Regions from separate parts of the Homo sapiens genome. Here all the other regions are linked to region 3. Evidence: chromatin loops called from intact Hi-C (ENCODE). Cell type or tissue: ascending aorta. All regions are shown on one strand. Region 1 overlaps VPS26C (VPS26 endosomal protein sorting factor C). Region 2 overlaps DYRK1A (dual specificity tyrosine phosphorylation regulated kinase 1A). Region 3 overlaps KCNJ6 (potassium inwardly rectifying channel subfamily J member 6).

Region 1 (8,000 bases), 400 kb before region 3:
TGCTGCCAATATAGAGAAATAATACCATCATTTGACAACTTTTTTGGCATGCTTGCTGTATCAGACACTGTTTTAGGCACTTGGACATGGCAGGGAACACAACAGGTGAAGCCCATGCTCTGGGGGCTTATGTTTTAGTATCACATTCTGGGGCAGAACCAACATGGTAAAACATAGCTGGTTCCTTCTACGTATGGTATAGTATACACACAGGCGTCAATACTAAGTAAAATGGGCTGACAAAAAGCATACTGTCCAATAGTGTGATGTGAAACTTCAAAATCTGAAACTTTCTTGAGAGCCTGGAAAAGAAACTGAAGCCACTGAACAAAAGTTTAAAAGAAAGGGAAAAATACTATTCATAAAAAGTAAACATTAATAAAAGTAAGTATATGCAGGATCTTTAGCAGCAGAGTATTAAATTCTAATCATGGTGTGTTGCGTGGCTTCAGGAGTTAGATAGCACATATTAACAAAATTATGTTAATAGAGACTACCTGATTTCAGATTTCAATAGGATGGAGCATCCCTAGTCTGAAAATCTGAAATCTGAAACGTTCCAAAGTCCAAAGCTTTCTGGGCACTGACATGACATTCAAAGAAGACCCTCACTGGAGCATTTCGGATTCTGGATTTTTGGATTAGGGATGCTCAACCATTAAATATCTACAAATACTCCAAATCTGAAAAAATTCCAAAATCCAAAACACCTCTAGTCCCAAGCATTTCGGATAAGGACTATTCAAGAAATAACATTCCAACTTGTAGGTTTACAAAGTTGACATTCGTTTGGAACTACTGGCATAAGTGCATGTAAAGACTCCAGACTATAAACCAAACATTTAGGAGGGCTCCAATTACAAAGGAGCCTGGAATTGGCATAATTACAGGCCAAAGTAATGACCGTGGAACACAGGGAGTCCGCCAAAGAAAATGCTCTGTAGAGCCAGCCCACACTTATATATGAACAACCAAAGAGCCAGCAGATTGAAATCCCAGAGTGAAATCATGTATGAATCACGATAGTGCAGCATTCAAATCCAAGCCAGGATGCAGGCAAACTTCAGAGTAGAGGACAAGAGATGAGTCTAGCAGCAAATGAGGCTAACAGCCTAAAGGGCCCTTGTTAGAAAGCAAGAGCACGGTTAGGTGGGGTGGCTCGCACTGTAATCCCAACCCACTTTGGGAGGCTAGGATGGGAGGATCACCTGAAACCAGGAGTTTAAGGCTGCAGTGAGCTATGATTGTGCCACTGTGCTCCAGCCTGCGTAACAGTGCAAGACCCCATCTCTAAAACAAGTAAGTAAAGAAAGAAAGAGCTCAGGCTGGGTGCGGTGGCTCACGCCTGTAATCCCAGCACTTTGGGAGGCTGGGGCAGGGGAATCACCTAAGGTCACAAGTTCAAGACCAGCCTGGCCAGCATGATGAAACCCCATCTCTACTAAAAATACAAAAAATAGCCAGGCATGGTGGCGGGCACCTGTAATCCCAGCTACTTGGGAGGCTGCGGCAGGAGAATTGCTTGAACCAGGAGGCAGAGGCTGCAGTGAGCTGAGACATTGCATTCTGCCTGGGTGACAAGAGCAAAACTCTGTCTAGAAAAAAAAAATAAATAAAAGAAAAGAAAAAAAGAGCTCAGCAAAAAGAGCACTGTAGGGTAGATCACGTGTTAATTAAGCAGTACGGAACAGGGTCTCTGCTTCAGGTTAATCCAGGGTAGGCTCTGGGGACAGATCACCTAAGGCTGCTCTATGAAACTACTGTGAGATGCAGAGAATGTCATGTGGTTAATTCTGGGCACTGTTCATGGGGCAGCAGAGGAGAAGGGGCAGAAGACATTCTTTTGTATTAGTTGCATTTTCTTAGCAAGTAAAAATATATATTTTCAATTTACAAAATGGTTTTTTAAAATCTGAAACACACGGTCAAACTATCATGACTGTATTTTTTTTAGATTAGAAAAAGCTTAGTTTTTTTCCTGATGATTACTGAAGAATGGGATTTCTGCCCATCGGTTCCTAATTTTCCATTGACAGGACTGCTTGCTGCTCCTTTCCCAAAGGTGAAGATTTGGGTTTTAGAGAAATTGTCTTAAATAATTCTTTCTGATAAAACAAAGGAAGAGCTAATTTTGGGCTGAAATCATGCCTGGCATGTGACAGTAAAACCATAAACGTAAATAAGACACTGTCATGGGGGAACGGTAGTGAGGATGAAGGGACCGCGACCATCACTGGAAAGCATGTGAGCCAATGCTACTGGCCACCAGAGACCTGCCCAACGGATCAGAGCACACACAGCAGGTGTAACCCTCACAGCTACCCAGAGGTCAATTCTGTCTGAGCATCAGTAATCCAGGGTCAGGACAGCTTGTTCCTATCAGAAGCAAAAGGGCCACAATCTCATGTTGTCCTTCCCAGCTCAAGTTCCCAGGACAAGTAAGTAGGACAACAGTGAAGGTCTCCAGAGCCCACCAGCTTTTGCTGAGACTGCTAGTCCAAGAGCCCCAGCTGAGTAAATTCTCCAGGAGGAAAATGGCAGAAACTATCAAAGGATAGTCAGTAAACTGGTGGGTCTGTACCTTTTTGGCTTAAATGCTCCAGTAAATAAAGGCAAAATATTTAAAGCCTCATTCTATGCACTGCATTTTTTTTTTTTTTTTTTTTTAGATAGAGGCTGGAGTGCAGTGGTGCAATCTCAGCTCACTATAACCTCCGCCTCCCAGGTTCAAGTGATTCTCCTGCCTCAGCCTCCTGAGTAGCTGGGATTACAGGTGCCCGCCACCACACTAGGCTAATTTTTGTATTTTTAGTAGAGACAGGGTTTCTTCATGTTGTTCAGGATGGTCTTGAACTCCTGACCTCAGGTGATCTGCCTGCCTCGGCCTCCCAAAGTGCTGGGATTACAGGCATGAGCCACCGTGCCCGGCCCTAGGCACTGTATTATATCTGAAAGCTAACAGAACTTGTAAGTTTTGACACAGGACCAAATTAAATGGGTTGGCATGAAAAAACTTCAACTTTGTTGCCTCTTGCTAGTCACAACATCCTATAACTAATACTTTACAAGAGAACCACTGGCCGTAGGCCTGTGAAGACACCTCAGCAGCCACTTTGGGATGTGAGGAAGAGTCAGGGAAGGGAGGGAGGAAATAGATATTCTCACTTAAAGTAGAACAGCTCTGCTTTTATCTGTTTATAAAATAAAGTATTTTAATATGTATTATTAAAATTGACATTAGAATTTTATATAAGACTTCATTTAATAAAAGGGTTTCATTGCTTTTTTGGAAAATCTTTATGCTAAACGATGTTCATTTTATTGACTTATTTATAAGGAAACAACCATTTGTAACTTACCAGATGAAAGGTAAAATCTATTTTCTATCACCTTGGAAAGGCACTATTTCTCTGAGCCTGGATTTGTTTTCTGCCAACAAGTGACGGCACAAGCTCTCTATTACAGAGAGTAAAAAGCCCAGGCAGTCTTTTTCATGGCTGCTCACCATGTAAACATGTCCATAAAGTGTTCTGTGTAGCTAAGTTAGAGGACAAGAAGAAGTACTTTACAAAAATTACATCTTTACATATTTGCGTTTGTATGACATACTTTTTTCTTTTATTCCTGATAATAAAGTTTTACCATTTTATAATTTAAAAATGTAAATATGGAGTTGGGCATGGTGGTTGGGAGGCTGAGACCAGAAGATCGCTTGAGCCCAGGGGTTTGAGACCAGCCTGGGCAACATGCAGAAACCCTGTCTCTACAAATAAAAAATTAGCCAAGCGTGGTAGCACGCACCTGTAATCCCAGCTACTCGGGAGGCTGAGGCAGGAGAATCGCTTGAGCCTGGGAGGTGGAGGCTGCAGTGAGCTGAGACTGTACCACTGCACTCCAGCCTGGGTGACAGAGTGAGGCTCTGTCTCAAAAAAACAAAACACAAAAAAACAAACAAAAAAAAGCAAATATATGTAAAAATAGGAAGTGCGGTTTCCCAAAATGAGGTCTGTAAACAACTGATCTAGAAAATGTTCTGGAAAAAGTAAAAAAGGATCAGGATCTGAGGTCAACTGACCTCTCCCTGCGCTCTGGACAGGCAAACAGGCAAGGTTCCCTCTGAGGCCGTAGCGGCTTCTCGTGGGCGAGTCCCTGTTCGCAGGTGACGTGTGGACCACGCTCTTCCGAAGCGTCTGGCCTGTGTGCTCTCGGGGAGGGGACGCAGGTCAGCCCACCTAGCCGATGGCTAACAAGTCAGTTTGTTTTCTGAACGGAAGCTTAAACCTAGAAAAGTAACTGGGTTGGGGTGGGGGTGTAGCCACATGCAGTAAAAGCACTGCCTGTCTGTATAACAACGACCTGATGAAAAAAGGAACGCGTGAAATGGGGAGTGTTAGGGCGTCACAAACTCCAGTGTGGTTGAAATGAAAGCAGAAAGCAAATGGCAAGCTGGCTTCCCCTTCCAGCTTTTCACAACCCTGCCTTGCTCATGGTCAGCCCCAAGCACGGGCGGAAGAAAGGACTGGAGGGGAGGGAAAGGGGTGGGGAGCGAGGGTACCAGAGGCGTGGGAGGACGGGGACAAAGGGGCAGCAAGGGACCGGCGGAAAGGAAAGTCGGCGTTAGCTGGATTGGAAACAGTCCAGACAGAACGATGGGCTCTGCTGCCTCCGGGTGGGGCACCAAGCGGGGAGCGGGGCCACGAGGCAGGGGACAGTGAAGCACCATGCAGCGCCCACCAGCCGGCAGCGCCCACCAGCCTGCGCTGCGCTGCACATGGTACCCGCGGCCCCAGCTGGCCAGTGTGTGGCGGAGATGAGACCCTCGTGAAGAGACTAAGCGGCCACAGCAGGGGGAAGGGTTGCTCACATAACCCCATACTGCTCACACTACGAGGTTAACTGCCGTGAGATCTGCCTGCAGCCAGCAGAAACCCGTTCTAGGAAAACGTTGCCCAGTGACTTCAGTGAGTGCCACTGACCCGGGCGCCTCCGCCCCGGCGTCCGGCAGCAGCACCGATTGCGCAGGAGGCACCTTGCAAACAACCTTTCCTGATCCGCGCTGCAGTTCCCAGGCCGGTTGCAGCCGTTTCACAGAGACTGCGCACACAAAGCGTCTCCGTGCCCTGCCATTCACCTTTCGACACAGCCGCAACCCCTCTTTTCAGTGTTAAAACCTGGCGCCAAAAGGAACATGCGATGTGACGTGTTACCTCTGCGCATGCGCCGGGCATTCCCAGCGCCCCGAACCTGATGAACGCGCGGTGGGGACCCCAGGCTTCCGTGCTTTCGTTTTCCTGGAAGCTACGTGTCCTCAGTCTACATATTGTTACCTGGAAAATAAAGTTTTCTCCTTTTTTCTTCCTTTGTTAACAGGCAGAAGGTGTAGGCTGCAGGTTTCGGGCCTAAGAGAGGGCATGGCTGGCGACACGGAGTAGACTCCTAGATGACATAACGGAGGCGAGTCTGCACCGGGGACTCGGCATTAGGAGGAGGCAGAGGAAAAGCCCACCACCGTGGCCGAGGGAGATCTAGCAAGCAGCTTGCAGGGGGTGAAGTGTGTGCAAAGCAGGCTGAGACCTGTCCAGTATCGAAACACGCCGCGGTGGTCAAGCAGGCTTTACCATGCTCAGGCGCAGGCTGGTACAAGATTTGCAGCAACAAACACCAAGTGGAGAACTACATGAACACTTTTGATCGCATCCCAGTTTTCAGACAATCTCGGATAATTCTGAAAATGCTTCTTATGCATTATATAAGAGTTTAGGTTATGATTTAACAGACAAGCTTTTTCAGGAGTATTAGGTTATTGGCAGAAGAAGAGACCTACTTAAAGTTTGGATGACTGTATTCCTAAAAGGTTCATACCTCTCAAAATTACCTTAAGATCTCTTCTGGCTCAGAGATTTAAATTTTTATACCCTAAGTCCTTACAACAAGCATTCACTGTTACAACTGATCATTCATTTACTAAGAATCCAGCAGGTTAAAGTAGAATATTTAAGCTTAAAAAAAAAAACAAAAAAACTAGCATTTTAGCTTTGCAATTTTTCTTCATAATAATGAACTGTTATGTATAGGGTTTCTCCTTTTTTTTTCATAAGAAATTACGGGCATGCCCAATTAAGGTAGTATTGAGGTTCTTAAGGTAACAGTACTCAGTCCACAGTGTATAAATTTCTTCTCACTGTAACCTGGCTATGCTGGGGAGTAAATCTCTTATTTATGTTTTTCACAACCATAATATTTAACAATGTCATTTTCATGAGTACATGTGCCAGAATTTAAGAATGTAAAACATTCTGGATTTATAAAAACAAATGAATTATATTTACACTACAGAAAGATTTACTGCAGGATTTTTCTAACCAATAAGCTCCCCTACAGCGTTCCAAGACACAAAGTAATTTACAGTGCATTTGAGTCCAACTTTTTGATCAAGAACACATCTGCTGCACTAAGCAAAGGAGTTGCAGCAACACCAAAATCACACTTGGCTCTCACGGCCAAAATCGCCGTCACCTCCGTATGTTCTCCTTGGTCACTGACTCTCCTTCCTCCAAGCAGACATAGACAGTGGGCACATATTTGACAATCTGTGAAGCATCTGACAAGCACTCATTATGCCATTTGGAGGGTGTACTAACGTAACTAGCATTGTGGCATACAAAGGGCAATTCTAAGGGTGAACAGACTTCGGAGCGTGGAAAAGAACATGACAATGCCACCACCTATTACTGCGGCCCCCACGAGGTGTTGGAAGCTAGGATAAGTGTCTTAAAACACTATCTCATTTAATTTTTAAAATACAACCTTTGAGTAGGTATCATCTCCATTCTACAGATGAGAATTAAGACCCAGAGAAGGCACAAAGAATCCTGGATTTAGGAATAAAAAGATGCAACTTCAAATATTTGCTATCATCAGTCCCCCTGGCATGTCCCTGAATTCTCTGGGCCTCAGTCTTCTGAACCACAAAACGGAGAAAACGCTACCTCTTAACAGTATATGGAGGATTAAAGCACTCTGTGAGCTGGAAAAGGCTATCCTAGTCTACCTAGTTATAAAACAGTATTAGTTAGGTGTTTCCATGGGAAATTTAATCTTTCACTGGAAGTAGGGAATTAGGGAATGTTTAACACAATTCCTGATTATCTCATATCACCCATGGGTCTTTGGAAACAGAAGTCAAGTTTTTAGGCCAGGTGTGGTGGCTCATGCCTGTAATCCCAACACTTTTGTCAGGCCAAGGCAGGAGGATTGCTTGAGGCCAGGAGTTTGAGACCGACCTGGGCAACATAGCGTGATTTCATCTCTATCTTAATAAAATACTTAAAAAAAGAAGTTTTCTACCCAAGTGGAAGGATGCTTAGGGAGAAGGTGCCCCAACAGCAATGCTGCAAGCTTGGAGAAAGGGTCTATATTCACGCTGAGCCACAGGAACTGGGATGAAGACCCTGGAAAATCAAACCTTGGACAATTTTCTATTATATTCCATTCCTGAATCAGAGAGAAAACCATATTTATAGGAATTCTGGAATCTCTACTCCCAATTTATTTGAATCATGATCTTAAGAATGACTATTTTAAAGCAAATACAAGTAATGGTGGGTGCAATGTGTAGCTCTGGGGCTATGTCAAAATAAGAATAAATCTTATCAACATCTGTCTGAAATTGATACCTAGAATATTATTTATAATTACGAAGCAAAATCCATAATGTGCCTACAATACCATAGTTTCCCCTTTCTGATCAATGCATTTATAAAATTATCAGTCTTCTGCATTTTGTTTAAATGTTTCAGGGCTTCAACTCATCATTTAATAAAGTTTTTGAGCACCTATTAAGTGGTGAGTACTGCCAGGCCCAGGAATACAAAGATAAACAAAACCAAATATTTTAATTGAGTGGACTAATAGAACAAAGTCACTACAACAGAAGGTAATCAGTGCAATGACAGCAGTATACACAAAATGTGTTTGTAAACTATTGCCAGTTACTACTA
Region 2 (8,000 bases), 200 kb before region 3:
GACAGGGCTGCTTCAGCAGCTGTCATCTGGTTTGTTGTTTCTTGTGTTGTTATATGGATTCTGCTAGCCTAAAAGGCATTCTTCTCTGTGTCTCTGCAGGGCTGTCCAGTGAGTCATCTAAAATTAAACTTTGATCAGAAATAAGTTTCGTTTTTTTCCCGCAAAGGACTGGAGTGAGTGGGCTTGAGAATACTTGTATGCAAATTAAAAATATATATATTCATAAATATTTGGGAGCATTAGGTCAAGTGCCAATTAAGTCAGGAAGGATCCTGCAGCCATAGTCATGAAGATAAACTTTTTAAATTGCATTTGCTCAAACTTAAACATGTTTGTGAGTATTTTGTATAAGCGACCATTATTTCAGTTGCTATGTTAGATTTGTTGCTTTCTTTAGCATGGATTTTTTTTTTTTGGTAAAGTGTTAGTTTTTAATGTTTCAAAAGATTTTTTTTGCAGTCATTTAAAATCAATTGTCAGTTAATACCTAAAATTCGGCAGATTGTATGTTTTATTTATTGCAACATGTTGAGAATCTTTTGTTTCCTGTTGACATTTTAAAAATCTCCTAATGGCAGATTGATTTGTCTGTGCTCTTTTTGTATTATTAAGTCAGGCAGCAGATACTTAGAGAGCTTCTGCTGTTTTAAGCCATGGGGAGGCAGTAGCGAACAAAAGGGGTGGGGGAGTCTTGCGGCGTTCACATCTCAGAAATGTTACTGCGCTATGAGGGAGACTTTGGCCTCTAATCCACTGTTAGCCACTAGCCTCCAGTCAAAGTTAGAGAACCACCGGTCTTCATTCTTTTCATTAAGTGGTTGGACTTGTCTAAAAAGGTTTAATTTCACCTCCAGACTTTGTCTTGAGACATTGCGTGTCTTTGTTTACCTGTCTTTTGTTTCCAAACGTCCCTACGCTCATTCCTAGATTTAATTAAGGGCTCAAAGACTGCTCAATACCTTGTTTTGTACTAAGTAGGGAAGAATTTTAATTTAAATAGGTTTCATTACTGATTATTAATTTAAAATTTATGGGCACTACAAGAAAAACTATTTCTCTACCTGGAATTTTCATGACTGCCAATAACTTAGTACTAGGTGGTATTATCTGCTTTATTCATTCTTATTATTTAAAATATTTTATAACTTTAGGATATTAAAGAAAATATAAATTTACCCATATTATATGTTATCCTCTGTACAATATGATAATTTATGGAATCCAGCAGCTATATGTTGGATTACTATTTTAATCTTTTCTGTCTTCCAGATGGTATTACCAAAAATAAATCCTTGGCCTCCTATTTCAGCTGTAAGAATTTGGCTTACCTTTTGTAATCAAGAGTGGTAAGGGCCCTTTTACTGTAGGGTTAAGTAAGATTTTCTGTTATTTAGTTGTTGAGGATAGTACAGTTCCTAAAAAATGATACGTGCTTGTTAAATACAGAATGAATGAAAAGCACACATCTGCATATTAGTCTTAAAGTTTTAAGATGATTATTTTTGATTTTCAAATATAGGTAGTATTTCATTTTATTTAAGTTATACATTTATTTAAATTATCTAAGTTATAATAAAATGGCAAAACCACAACTACTTTTACACCAACCGAATACTTACATTTATTTCTCCTGTCCTTTGTGCTGTGATTGTTTTATTTATATGTAATAAACTCCACAATGTTATTTTTGCTTTGAACAGTCAGTTGGCTTTCAAAAATATTAAGAAAAAATGTCTTTTATATTTATCTACATACATATTTACATTTCTGGTGCTCTTTATTCCTTTGTGTGAATCTCAGTTTCTGTCTGGAATCATTTTCCTTCTGTGAACTTGTGTGAACATTTTTTGAGGGCGGATCTACTGTTGACAAATTCTTTCACTTTCATGGGTCTGAAAAAGTATTTTGCCTTCGTTTTTGAAGGGTGTTCTCACCGGATATAGATTTGTAGGTTAAAGGTCTTTTTTATTTTCATCATTTAAAGATGTTTTATTTTCTTCTGGCGGTGCACATGGTTTCTGGTGAGAAAGTGGTGACTCCCCTATATGGAAACAGGTGTTTTTGTCTCTGGCTGCTTTTACAATTTTTTTCTTCATCATTGGTTTTCAGCAGTTTGGTTGAGTTGCCTCAGTGTGATTTTTGTGTGACTTTTTCCTTTTTTTTTTTTTTTTAAACTTGTTTTCAGTTTGGTTAATTTATATTGCTTTGTTTTTCCATTCACTTATCTTTTCTTCTGCGGTGTCTGAACTGCTATTAGGTCCGTTCAGTGAATTTTTCATTTGAGTTATTTTGTTTCTCATTTTTAGAATTTCCATTTAGTTCCTTTTCGTAGATTCTATTTCTCTATTAAGATTCACTATTCCCTTATTTTGTCCATGTTTTCCTTTATATTTTAAAACATTCATAATAGTGGTTTTGGTCTGCTAACTTCACTCTTTCTGTCATTTCTGAGTCTTAAATGGATTTTTTCCTCCCGAATACAGACCACATTTTCTTGCTTCTTGCTGTGCCTAGTGAATTGGGCTGGCTATGGGGATGAGGAATGCTGGCCCGTGAGTGTTTGGATTTTGTTGTTCTCTTTAAAGAGTGTTGAATGTCGTCCTGGCAGGCTGTTAATTCACTTGCAGACCATCTTGATCCTTTGAGGTTTGTTTCAGTCTCTGTTAGAACAGGGGCCAGCCTTTACTGTAGGGCTGGATTAGCCCTAGCCCTAAATGTGGATTTTCTGGGGTCTCTGTTGAATGTCTGTGGGTTTCTCCACTGTAGCCTGTTTGAACACTCAATGTCTTACAGTCTTGTGTGAATTTTAGTAGTTATTCAGTTCACAGTTCCCTGGTAGTTGTTCTGTGCCTGGCTTCATGGTCCTTCTCCCAGTGCTTGTGCAGCTTAGCATTTGGCCAAAGAGTCAAGGAGAACCCTATGTACGGATTGATGGAGCTCCTTCTCTTTTTGTTACCTGCTGCACAAATTCCAGCCAATTCAGTGGCCTTGAACTCTTCCTTCTGTCTCTGCAGCACAGTGAGATTGCTGTGTTCTGTTTGGGCTCCCCCTTCCTATATTGTACCCTGGAAAGTGCCTCTAGATAGGAAACCAGGGGGATTGTAGGGCTCACCAAGAGTGATTTCTTTTTTCAGTCATCACGATTCTGCACTGCCTGTTGTCCAGTGTTTGAAAACGGTTATTTCGTATGTTTTGACTAGTTCTTTAGTTGTTTATGATGAATGAGGGAGTCTGGTACCAGGTACTCTACAAAGGTCATAAGTGGAAATCTGATAATACAAATTCCTAAGGGTAACATGTTTTTATCCATAACCCATTGTTACTAACAATTTTAATATATAGATTCAGTTAATCTTTCATGCTGAAAAACCTGAGATTTTATTTACGTCTTATATGAGCAATTTCATTGTGTTTCTAGATAATTGAGTATGCTCTTTTGGCTAGTGGGTTGACAAGCTTGTGTGTGCATGTGTGTGTGTGTGTGTTTAATGTTGGCACGTGTGTGTGTGTGTGTGTGTGTGTGTGTGTATCCTGTAGTAACACATATTGGCCACTAGAGGGTAATAAGAAAGCAGTTCATTTGTTCTTATTGGCTCACTGTTACTAAATAGTCCTTATCATTAGACTTTTTGCATAGTCACAGTCATTGCTTACTTTCACTTTAATATATATTTATTTAACACCTTCTGTGGAGCCAGGCACTGCACTGTGTGCTTGGGATATAAAAATGAGTAAGAGCAGTTGACTGAGCAATAGCTGTAGCCTGTGCTATAAGACTTTTCTCTGCTTTTGATTCAAGAACCCCTCATTTAAAAAATACTACATTCATCCTTACCTCCCGTGCAGTCCCCTCCCTCCCTCTCTCAATGATTTCTTCACAGTCTAAATATTCCTGATGGATTCAGTTCATTCCTTTATTGCACAGATATTTATTGAATGCAGGCCATGTGCCAGGCACTGTTCTTGGTGCTGATGATAAAATCGTGAACAAAGCTTACTCATGGACTTTCGTTCACTTACCCTCTTAATCATGTGCCTTTATTTCCGGCCATCATTAGAGGTGCAATTCATTTTGGATGTGCCTTGTTGCTAGGGACCTCGTGGGTTTTTGCCCACATAAGCTTGGTTGCCCTCCTCATTTCTTAGTGGATTCTGTCTTAGAACCTCAGCCTCATAAGTTTCCACATTTAGATGCTATAGTTTTAATTAAATTATTTTCATTTACTTTTTGTTCTTTAATATTGTTCTTTGATTTAACTGTTTCTCTTTAAAATCTACTATCAATTAATACTGTCACAGGAATGGTCCCCTGTTAACACATTACTAACAAAGAAATTCAGGTTAGGTAAGAATAACATTCAGATCTACAAGTAGAGCTACGTGTGGGTTATGTATCAGAGATGATGGCTTCTGATACTTGTTATTTTTACTTTTTTGTTTTTAAACTTAGGGTCTTTTCTCATGCTTTTTGTATTTGCTGTTTCCTCTGTGTTTACCACTATCTTTTTGAATCTTATGTCCCAGTCTTTGAGATGTGTTGTTTATGAAATATTTCTCTGTAGAATCAGTGCTGATCCATACTGGTAATATGGTCTCTAGTTATTATAGTTCCTTGCTAGAACATAGTAACGTGGCTGAAGTAAGAAAGCTGCTTCATTTTTCTTTTAGTAAAATATTGAATTTTTCCCAAGTTTAGCAAAGTTACAGAAACATGCTCATGGTAAAAATGATCCATACAGTTCAGAAGCACGTAAAGACAGAACTCCACATGCATGATTTTCTCCAACATGCTTTCCATACTGTTTGACAGCAGTTGAAAATACTTTGGAACTGCACTCCAAATGATGATTTTAGATAGCTTTGAATTATTTGTTAAGTTCATCATTAAATTATAACATTATCTGATGTTAAAACATGTATTGTGATACATTCTTAAGCTAAGATATTATTATACTGAGTTGAATAAAGATTATATAATACGGTAGATAGTAGGTTGAACCATATGAAATTACTGTTTTTGTAAGCCAAGGGTAGTCAGAAATCTATCAGCAGTTTCATATGGTTCCGCATAATACTTTATATGATCATCCCTGTTACAGGATGAACTGAGTCATTTTTTCCATTAACATTTGCATTAAAATTTTAGGAAGATAGAAACTTAAGAGTAAAAACATGGGTAATTTGCTTAATTATGAAATCAGGTTAACTAGAAATACGCATATTAGTTTTGTCCCCTTGGAATCTTATCATAGGAAAGGAATGAATGAATGGATAACTTAAATACTTTTTGGTGTTGCAGGAGGAAATTAAACTTAGGTTTATTCTGAATTTCATACACAGCAGTCGAGTTAAGAAAGGAGACAATGAGCATGTGGCAAGCACACCTCGTTTATATACCATGTTTACCAGCAGTCCTCCTGTACTGGTGGCTTAATCTTTCTTCACTTTCACTAAATAACTGATAATGTCACTAACTAGTTATGATAGGTGTTATAATACATAGCTAAAAAGGTACCAGAAGTGAAAAAGTTTTTTCTTGCCAATTCACATTCAGATCATCCACAGCAAATTCCAAAAAGAACATCAGATTCTTTGTCACCTAGCATATCACCGTTATGCATGGGAATGTGTATTATTCTCCCTAAAAAAAGTTTCAACTTTATAACTAGAAAAGTAAATCTATTGGGGAAAAAAAACCCTCTAGTGTATTGTTTAGATAGACTATAACTTATTTTTGGATTATCCACTACTTGAATTAGTTGGAGAACAGCTTTCTTTTATTAAGGTGACCAATGCTTTTCAAAATAGTATTGGCATCATCTGATGACTTGTTAGAAATGTTGACCCTTGGCCAGGCATGGTGGCTCATGCCTGTAATCCTAGCACTTTGGGAGGCCAAAGTGAGTGGATCACCTGAGGTCAGGAGTTCAAGACCAGCCTGGCCAACATGGTGAAACTCTGTCTCTACTAAAAATACAAAAATTAGCTATGGGTGGTGGCGGGTGCCTGTAATCCCAGCTAGTTGGGAGGCTGAGGCAGGAGAATTGCTTGACCCTAGGAGACAAAGGTGGCAGTGAGCCAAGAGTGCACCACTGCCCTCCAGCCTGGGTAACAGCGCAAGACTCTGTCTCAGAAAAAAAAAAGGAAATGTTGACTTTCAAGCTCTACTGAATCAGAACCGTCATTTTTAAAAAGATTGAAAAACAATTTGCAGGCACATTAAAGTCCAAGAAGTGCTGTTACAGATTATGAATGGCATTGTCACCTCCGCAAGACAGTGCTGATGCAGCCCCTCAGTAAGTGCTTGTTGAATTTAATGCATATAATTCACTCAATCTAGATTCAAAAAATGAAACAAGTATTTCAGGAGGGTAGTGATAACAGCAGTAATCAAGGGAACTACCTGTTTCTTTGTAATTCTTTCATAGCTATCTGGATGTCACAGAATTACCCATCTTTCCTTCCAGATGCATCTTTCAGTCTGATTCTATCCATGCTGGATGGTCATTTGGATGTCTTGTGAATACAGTAGATATACACACATATGTGTATGGATGAGAGAGCAACAGAATTAAAACAGAAATCAACATAGTGGATGAGTTTAGGGAGTAATTAGATTTTGATTAGTCAAGGATGCATAATCTTTTGTAATATTGTAATATATAAGGTAACTAAAAAATAAAAATATGGGGAGATGATATAAAAAATTCCAGCAAAAGATAAGAAAGGAAAAGGAACATAAAACAGTTGGAACAAATAGATTGTTAGTGTTCATTTATAGATACAGCTCAACCACATACTCTTTACAAGAGATAAACCTAAAATACAAGGAAACAGAAGAAGGTAAAGGTAAAAAGATGGACAAAAGACATACCATACAAAAATTGATGCAGAGAAGGCTTGGTGTAGTCAGACTGATAACAGATAAAGCAAAAAGCTTTACTAGAAATAAAGAGGGCAGTTTATGATGATAAAAGGTATTATTCATCAGGAAGGCATAACAACCCTGAATTTGTATTATCCAGTATAACACTTTAAGTAGGAGATTTTTAATACATTGTTGTTGGTAACTGATAGAACAAGATGAGACCAAAATTTAAAAAAAAATACCTATATAAGACAGCATACTTAATAAAATTAAACCTTTGATGAGGCGGACCATGAAGAAAGAGAAGACCTCATTAACCAATGTTGAGGTGAAGAGGATATCACAAAAGCTTATGAGAAGATATTATAAAAACTTGATGTCAGTCCATTTGAAATTTAGATGAAGTTATACTATTAGAAAACTACAACTTAACAGACACAGCAGAAAATAGAAAATCTGAATAGTCCTATTAAACATGATCCTTAGTGGAAAGAGCTACCCACTAGTTTTGAAGTCTTTGGGATTTACAAAAGAAAAAAAAAAAAAAACAAAACAAAAAAACGGAAACTATCCACAAGCAAAACTCCTGGTCCAGAAGGTTTCACCAGTGAATCTACCACACACGCATAAAATCATGACCAAATCGCATTCCAGAAATGGAAAATCTTTTTTTGTTTGTTTTCACAGGATCTTGCCCTGGGCTAGAGTGCAAGTGGTGCAATCATGGCTCACTGCACCCTCCTCCTCCTGGGCCCAGGTGATCCTCTAACCTCAGCCTCCTGAGTAACTGGGACCATAGGCATGTGCCACCACACCCTACTAATGTTTTAATTTTTTTGTAGAGATGGGGTCTCACTATGTTGTCTAGGCTGGTCTCAAACTCCTGGGCTCAAGTGATTTTCCCACCTTGGCCTCCAGATTGCTGGGATTACTGGTGGGAACCACCATGCTTGGCTCAAGGAAAGTCGTTTATCATTTCAAAAATCAATCAGCGTCATTCACCACATCAACAGAGTAAATCAGAAAGGTCATCTCATTTCAGTAGATACAGAAAGAGCATTTAATAAAAGTCAGCATCTATTCATGAGGAAAAGGTCTTAGAAAACTAGCAGTAGAAGGAAACTTTGTTAAT
Region 3 (8,000 bases):
AGGCCTGTGGCCCGAGTCAATCACTGTGATTCTCAGAACTCATGGGAGCTATGGGCAAGTACTACAGCTCTTTCCCATTAAACTTGAACCTGAGAAGATGTGAGAGAGAGGTGGACCGAGACAGAGGCAGCACAAAGGAAGTGGAGCAGGGAGATGGAAGAAGAGAAGGTCCTGGTGACATCATTTGAGTTCCTGGGTCAAGCTCTATCCAAGCTAGTCCTGCCATGGTCTTAGAATACACTGCCTTCACACTCTAGACATTTGTGTGTGTGTGTGTGTGTGTGTGTGTGTGTGTGTGTGTGTGTGTGAGAGAGAGAGAGAGAGAGAGAGAGAGAGAGAGAGAGAGAGAGAGAGAGAGAGAGAGAGAGTGTAACCATGAAGAGGTAATTGATACCTAGGGCCTCTGAGCTCCTCCACCAACACCCTCCCCAGAAGTGGCCAGATTACTTTTGGAGTAATTGTATCATAGGCAAATCAAAGCTGAAATTATTTATGAAGAAGCTGAATGAACTCATTGATTGTTCTTTACAAGAATTTCAACAGACTTTTTCTTCTAAGGAAGAAGTAATACCAGGTCTTATGTGGGTTTTTATATAGGCTGTGCACTTGTGTGTGTGTGTATGTATTTGAGAAGGTAGGACATAGGAAGGTAGAATGGACAAGGGGAATGATGTGAAAATTCTTTGCAAAGTGAAAAGTCCTATTTAAGTATAAAATTATCTTCAGTTATGTTTCAGTTGGTAGTTGGCTTCTTATAATCCAGTGCTTGACTCAGGGACCTTCTCTGATTCTTAGTGGTAACCAGGGAGCTCTGTGTCAGCATGACTCCCATGCATGGGGAAGCATTTTTCCCCAAAGGTCATAACTAGAGGCCAGCCCTGGGGCAGAAGAGGAGCAAGACGAAGCCACGGAGGTCAGGGTTTGCACTTCTGTTTCTGTATTTGGCTGACATCATTCCATGGACTTGGGTGTGGAACTTCCCCTATGTCTCTCTTGCTCTCTCTCTTTTTCTCTTTCCCACACACAGCCCTGGGAGGATGGCATAGGAGAGAGCGTGTGACACCACATGGCCATGGCCCATGGGGGGGCCTTCCTGGACCCTCATGGACTTAGGGGTTTTGCATCACCATGGTGCTGCCAGACGTGGCATGCACACGTTACATCAATGATAATGGGACATGGTGCCTGGACTCAGCGTGATGCTGCTGTGCCCTCTCCAAATGATACACCCCTGCTCCACAGGCTGGCATCAGCTGGCCACACCCCTTCTCCCTGCTGAGCAGCACAGGAGATGCTGACTCCTGGCTCTAGTGCTTTCATCCAATCATTGGGGGTTCTTCCTGCTGTGCTCAGGGTCCACAGAATCTTGACAAGCTCCTCACACAGAAGACACAGGCCTGGTCTGTGCATGCCAGCTTCAGATCCCTCATGAATGCTAAGGGGCTGCCTTGATGTCCCCACCAGCTCTCCTCTCCCTGCTGGGGCCTTCCCGGGCTGCAGCTGCAGACCCAGGCTGAGTCAAAGTGGTTGGTTTGTGGGGTAGACGATGAGCTTTAGCATGGTGGCCCCCCACCCAGGCTCACATGTGGTACTCTAACCTCTGAGGTGGGCCGCATAGCAGCCTCCCTTGCCCGCTCCTCTCCCAGCCTCCCCATGGCTCTGCAGCCCTGCAGGGGTGGTGCAGCTGGAGCTGGAGCGGCTGGGGCTGGCATGGGACACAAGGGCGATTCTTATCTTTGTCCTTTCCCCGGCCTGCCTGAGCTGGACGGTGGCTGGAGATCAGACCCTTGGCTTGCCTTCTGTCAGGGACACTGTCCTCAAAACTTGAGGATGGAAGAGAAATTCACATTCTACGTGGCCAAGCCTCCTGTCTCTCTTCTCTGGGGAGGGGAGGCTGCTTTTGTTTATGCTTCCTTCTCTCTGCTGGAAGAGACTATAATGAGAGGATATTTTCTTGTCCTTTGGCCCAAGAAGTTGGCACCCCAGCGCCAGGGTACTCAATGATGCTTGTGCTTCCTTCCCACCCAAAGAAAAGTTCCAGGGGATGTCAGTGATGGCGCTGTCCTGTTCTGCCATTGGAGGTCCTAGAAGATGCAGAGAGGTTGCTTCTTGGAGAGGAGGGAGGGGACAGGGTGTCCTGCCCTGGTACCCACATGGGCCTTCCTACACAGGGTGAGGAGTCTGAGAAGCCAAGGGGACCAGTCCACCCAGAACCCCTGCCTCACCCCCAGCCGGTCCCCAGGTATCTGGGACCTGGGAACTCTCTCCTCCAACGGCCCTGATCCAAGGCCTGTGCTGGCTAGAGTCATGGAAGGGTGGCTCAGGGCTGCAGAGCTGGGGATGGGACTTGGGGAGCTGGTTGGGGTGAACCTACACACGTCACCAATGACCCTCACTGGATGAGACAGGAGATAAGGGTGGGAGAGAAGAGGCATGTCCTGGGGGCCCCATTTGTGCTCTTGTTCTGGCCCTGAAAACCTTAGGGGTGGGTCTGGGGTGAGGCTCAGCAGTGGGAGCCCTGGGAACCTTCTCTGCCATAAGGACGGGGGATTCTGAGACAGGTGAGGGTCTGCCTAGTGTGCCCAGAAAATAGTTCCTGCTCTTCCTTAGTAGCACAAGCACTGAGGCTGCCTGCTCCCAGCTTGACAGGGGTTCACTAGGACCCCTTCCTCTCCTCTCCCTCCTCTCAAAGAGATTGGGGACTCAGCTGGGATCGTTGGGTGCCTGTAACAAACCAGAGGGGTGCCCCTCACTTTCTGGACTCAGTGAAAATCAGTCTTCTAATTTTGCCCATATCATTCCTGATGAAAATTCAGTTAAGTGAGGTCTTAGAGAAGAGGTAGTAGAGAAAGTGGTAATTTCTCATAACTGACCCGCCCAGGCCACCCTCTGGTTTAGAAAAGTCCCTGCTCCATGAAGGGAATTTTCTGGGGGAGACGGCATCTGAGAAATCAGTATTTCACGACGGTGTCTTTCCAGTGATGGTTCTGCAAGCTGGTAGAGTGGTGAGTCGGGATTTGAACTCAGATCTTTGGCCACCCAGGTTTTCCTTGCCTTGCCTTGCAGGGCTGGTCTTAGGCTTCAAGATTCATTTTTGTAGTTTGTGGGTTTTCTCTTAAAACGAGGCTCTTATTCCTGCAAATATTTACAGGTTACTTTATTCTGTGTGGAACAGAATTGCTTCTAACCTGGTGGGGGCAGGGAACACTGCAGTAAGGGCTCAATTAACTGATTTCACAGTGGTCACGACTCAGACATTCATTTTAGAGATTAAGTGGAAAATAAAAGAGATCAGAGCACCTCAAGCATACAGCAGGAACGCACAGTGAATTAAATGGAGAGATGGAAGTATTTGGTCCCTGAAGACGAGCATGACATTGCGATTTAGCTTGGATGAGAAAACTGAGGTTTCTTGGAAATGCCTACCCACGTGGGGGAATTTCTCTGTCAAGTTTCTGCTGCTTTGCAGCCATTTAAAATGGGTCCTGAAATATCTGCAGTGCAGAACATCTGAGAAGAGCTTTTCATTTGCTAGAATGTTGCAGCAAGCAGGCTAAGCGATGTTAGCAGGCAACTTTGTGATAGATTTAGAAAGCCCCGAAGAAATGGGTGGTGGTGATACAGAGAGATTTTTTCTTTCCTTTTTTTCCTTTTTTGGCTTGTCTGCAGAATAGATGAAAAGAGAAAATATACCCAGATACTTTGCTCACTCTCCCAAGTGCACACTAGGCAATGTAAGCTCCAGAGGCAGCGCTTACAGGAGGGGAAGGGACGCTGAGGCCAAGAGTGCTGGCTCACTGGGGTGGAAGGGACTTCAGAGGGCGTTCCTCACTCCTCTTATTGCAGGTGAAGAAACAGAGGCAGTGGTCCTTTGCCCCAGGCCATTCAGCTGGCCAGTAGCGGAGCCCAGGGCTACCCAGATCCTCCAATGCCCAGGCTGGTCCTCTTTCCTTTCTGACCCCAACACATGAAGAGTCCATCTGGAAATGTTGGCTCCCACACTTCAAAACATTAAACTCCTTGTTCTCTTTCTCCAAATGATTAATTTGTTTTCAGTGTTTACATTAGCTGGAAGCCAAGTTGGGAACACTCCTAACTCGTTTCTCAAACAAGATGTTTTTAAAATGAAGTTTCCCAGCATGGAATGCTTTGCTACTTTGTAAGGGCTTCAGTTGCTAAGAACTTACTGCACCTGTGTCAAAACTGTGCTCTCAGGGCCCCTGGTGGAGTCCAGAAGAAGAGTTCCACGCAGTCCCTGTTTTTCTTTTTTTTCCAGGAACTCCTGGAAACTGAATCACAGATCAGATCATGTTGTTCCACAAGAACGATGTGTCACTGTGAGGCTGCATTCCTGACCACGAACTGAGCACCAAATAAGTCATGGACATGCACCAAAAGGTGTGACCCAAGGGAGGCAGGGTGAGCCCCATGTCTCAGAACATCCTCGCGGACAGCAAAGCCCTTGATGTGGTGGAGTAGGGGCCTGTGGCAACCCCTCACACATGGCAGGTCCTTTGCAACCCCAAGTGCTTCAGATGCTACCAGCCCTCCTTGGGCAGGTCTGAGATGTGACAGAGAAGAAGATGAGAATGGAAAAAGAGAAAGAAGAGCGGAAAACTAAAAGAGGGAAGGGCAGAGGAAAGAGCAGAAATGCAGTCTAGCTGGAGGGCAGGCTGCTGGCTCCAGCCACTGCCTCAGATCCCCCCGACCTGGGGTACTCAGGAGTCTGAGTGGGTACAGGGCTATAGCCTCAATTTCCCCATCTGATGTGGGACTTGCCTTGACCCAATGCCTGGACCACAATCATCCCTGATACCTGAAGCCTCCATAGATATGACTCTTTCTAACGTTTGCTGCTTCAGGATTCAACCTTGTCCACTTTTGGCTTCTTCATGCCCTCTCCAATGAGCAGTGATTCAAAACCTTTTATAAAACTACCCATCACTATCATCTCTGGCAACATGGCTGTCTAGAGAACTCAGAAAACTGTCTCCCTCTGTAATGTTTAAAATGCTGGCTATATTTCAGAAATGTAGATGGCTGCACATGACAAAGTTAAAAAGAAAGGGAAGTGTTCAGAGGTCAAAAGAGGATGCCAAAGTCCAGAGAGCTGCAGGAATGCTGGAGGGAGGCTGCCCTGGGGCAGGTGCTAACCCCATGACCTCAGGTGGCTTTGGTGTGCCCACTTCCTGGGGACTTGGCACAGCAGCTTGGGTGAGACTCACGTGCAGAGCTCACTGTCCAGGCAGCTTTCCCAAGAGGCACCTGCCTGGGCACACACCTACACTCTCTTCCTTTTTTCTTTCACAACTGGTCCCCTCCAACTTGACCAAGAAAGGCCATGTTTTACCAGGATTCCTGCCACAGGGTGCAAGGCCCTAGACAAAGGGGCGAGAGATAAGAAATATCAGTGCTGTTGGACACCCTTCTAATAGTGGCATCATGTGCCCCAGGCTGGCTTCGGGGCTCTCCTTCTCTCCCATGCTCTACCCTGAATGGGAAGCACTGGTCGTGGGGTGTTCTGGCCCAGCTGTGAGGTTCTGAATTCATTTGAGTTGTAGAGTGGGCTAGCACATGGGATGCTGATTTTCCTTTAATGACCTTGCCCCTTCCATTCCCTACTATGGCCACAGAATGCATTGTTCCCATAAGGACCAAACAAAGACTTGTAGACGATGGTAGCTCATGTCACCCAGGCAGCAAACACACACCTCACTGGCGTACCTGTGTTAGAAATAATTTGGGATGGGGAGAAGGCGTGCTGGGACTCTCCATGAGGTTCAGAGCATGCTGCTGTCATGCTCACCACCAGGGCTGGAGGGAGCTTGTTGGAGAGCACGCTTACTGCGGGCCAGGCACTGCACCAGAGGGCACCCGTTTGGCCTTAATTGACACCGCTAATCTTGGTAAGGCCTGTCTCCCATCGGTGTCCCCGTCTGTGCCTTGGTTGGATCATTTGCATGATTTTAAGGTTGAGAAAGTGAAAATGTGCACACCTAAGCAGATTGATGGAACATCTCTGACAGAAAGTCACATAGGATAGAGGTAAGATAGTGTCTTAGTTTCTTCAACATTTACAGGGAAAACACTTTCATGATCTTTTGGCCAAAATACAATTGAATATTGTAAATCCATATTCAACTTTTTTTGCAAGGGTCTATTGAAATTCATACTATCTCTATGTTTCTGAAATTTTCACAGGATATCAGGCTAAAAGAGGCTTTTCTAACTATGAGTAACAGATTAATAGTTATTTGATAACTGTTGATAAGACCCCCTCCCCACTCCCACCTTTTGGTATAATTCCTTGAAAGTGAGAATGTGACTGTCTATAATGACTAGTAACAAATGACTAGTAACTTTTGTAAGATAGGTGGGTTCTAATTATTTGCTTTTAACAAAACGGAAACAGCTTATGGGTAATTTAAAATAACTTTCCATGATTAATCAGCACGTGATTTTTAATAACAAATGACTCCAAAGGGGTTCATAGAACAGAGTGATGTGCTACATCAATACTCATTTCTTCCCTTTTCTGTAATTTTGAGAATAATGTTCATAAGTGCATATATCTAAACTAATAAAGATTGGAACAGAAGTAATGCTGAATCCTGCCTTAGACTACCAGTAAGTCATATTAATCTATAGCTACATGTAAAAAAATTAGAAGCTCCACCCATTTCCTTAAGAGACATAGTTTTTTTTTTTTTTTTTTTTTTTTTTGAGACTGGAGTCTCTCTCTGTCGCCCAGGCTGGAGTGCAGTGGCGCGATCTCGCTCACTGCAAGCTCCGCCTCCCAGGTTCACGCCATTCTCCTGCCTCAGCCTCTTGAGTAGCTGGGTCTACAGGCGCCGGCCACCATGCCCCGCTAATTTTTTCTATTTTTTTTTTTAGTACAGACGGGGTTTCACCGTGTTAGTTGGGATGGTCTCGATCTCCTGACCTCGTGATCTGCCTGCCTCGGCCTCCCAAAGTGCTGAGATTACAGGCTTGAGCCACTGCGCCCAGCCTAAGAGACATAATTCTAATAAAATTTTACTATTTGTACTTAAAAATTATTTACCAAAACTTAATATATTTATGTTTTGATCATTTGCGTTCTGCTTATGTTATAATAACTATCTAGAAGAAAACAATTTAATCCTTGCAGTCTTGTGATCAGAGAAAATTTTATTTATTTTTATTTTTATATTTTAAGTTCCAGGATACATGTGCAGGATGTACAGGTTTGTTACATAGGTAAATGTGTGCCATGGTGGTTTGCTGCATCTATCAACCCATCACCTAGGTACTAAGCCCAGCAAGCATTAACTGTTTTTCTTGATGCTCTCCCTCCCCATCCCCATCCCTGACAGGCCTGAGTGTGTGTTGTTCCCCTCGCTCTGTCCATGTGTTCTCATTGTTCAGCTTCCACTTATAAGTGAGAACATGTGGTGCTTGGTTTTCTGTTCCTGTGTTGGTTTGCTAAGGATAATGGCTTCCATTATTCCAGCTTCATCCATGTCCCTGCAAAGGACATGATCTCATTCCTTTTTATGGCTGTATAGTATTCCATGGTGTATATGTACCACATTTGCTTTATCCAGTCTATCATTGTGGGCATTTGGGTTGATTCTATGTCTTTGTTATGTGAATAGTGCTGCAATGAACATATGCATGCATGTATCTTTGTAATAGAATGATTTATATTCCTTTAGGTATATACCCAGTAATGCGATTGCTGGGTCATATGATATTTCTGGTTCTAGGTCTTTGAGGAATCGTCAGACTGTCTTCCACAATGATTAACTAATTTACATTCCCACCAACAGTGTAAAAACATTCCTATTTCTCCACATCCTCGCCAGCATCTGTTATTTCTTGACTTTTTTATAATCACCATTCTGACTGGCGTGAGATGGTATCTCATTGTGGTTTTGGATTTGCATTTCTTGAATGACCAGTGATGTTGAGTTCTTTTCTCGTATGTTCATCAGCCACATAAATGTCTTCTTTTGAGA

Evidence for each region. Hi-C counts contacts between places; a loop is a spot of excess contacts. Peaks named below come from ENCODE experiments on the same cell type or tissue, not always from the same donor. Only the 100,000 strongest peaks of a DNase experiment are listed, where the experiment ranks them.
Region 1: it touches region 3 in a loop (7-fold over the local background); 4 of 110 quality-filtered maps call a loop at or near these places.
Region 2: it touches region 3 in a loop (3-fold over the local background); 4 of 110 quality-filtered maps call a loop at or near these places.

Annotation. Positions count from the first base shown.
Region 1 is chr21:37,253,206-37,261,205 of GRCh38, forward strand. All of the region lies in intron 1 of VPS26C (VPS26 endosomal protein sorting factor C), which reads right to left. Among named protein-coding and RNA genes, the nearest start is that of VPS26C, 10 kb to the right of the region's middle. RefSeq lists enhancers at 4,084-4,183, 4,269-4,861, 4,594-4,873, 4,862-5,454. In ascending aorta, no CTCF peak of the experiment used is centred here; DNase peaks (open chromatin) are centred at 4,513, 4,989 and 5,191; H3K4me3 peaks cover 2,129 bases; H3K27ac peaks cover 1,616 bases.
Region 2 is chr21:37,459,706-37,467,705 of GRCh38, forward strand. The region is part of intron 2 of DYRK1A (dual specificity tyrosine phosphorylation regulated kinase 1A); the gene reads left to right. Among named protein-coding and RNA genes, the nearest start is that of KCNJ6-AS1, 55 kb to the right of the region's middle. RefSeq lists a silencer at 3,554-3,603. In ascending aorta, a CTCF peak has its summit at 3,573 (motif pointing right); a DNase peak (open chromatin) is centred at 3,968; H3K4me3 peaks cover 454 bases; H3K27ac peaks cover 546 bases.
Region 3 is chr21:37,654,918-37,662,917 of GRCh38, forward strand. All of the region lies in intron 3 of KCNJ6 (potassium inwardly rectifying channel subfamily J member 6), which reads right to left. The region is part of intron 1 of KCNJ6-AS1 (KCNJ6 antisense RNA 1); the gene reads left to right. Among named protein-coding and RNA genes, the nearest start is that of KCNJ6-AS1, 140 kb to the left of the region's middle. In ascending aorta, a CTCF peak has its summit at 4,211; DNase peaks (open chromatin) are centred at 3,833 and 4,264; H3K4me3 peaks cover 997 bases; H3K27ac peaks cover 1,457 bases.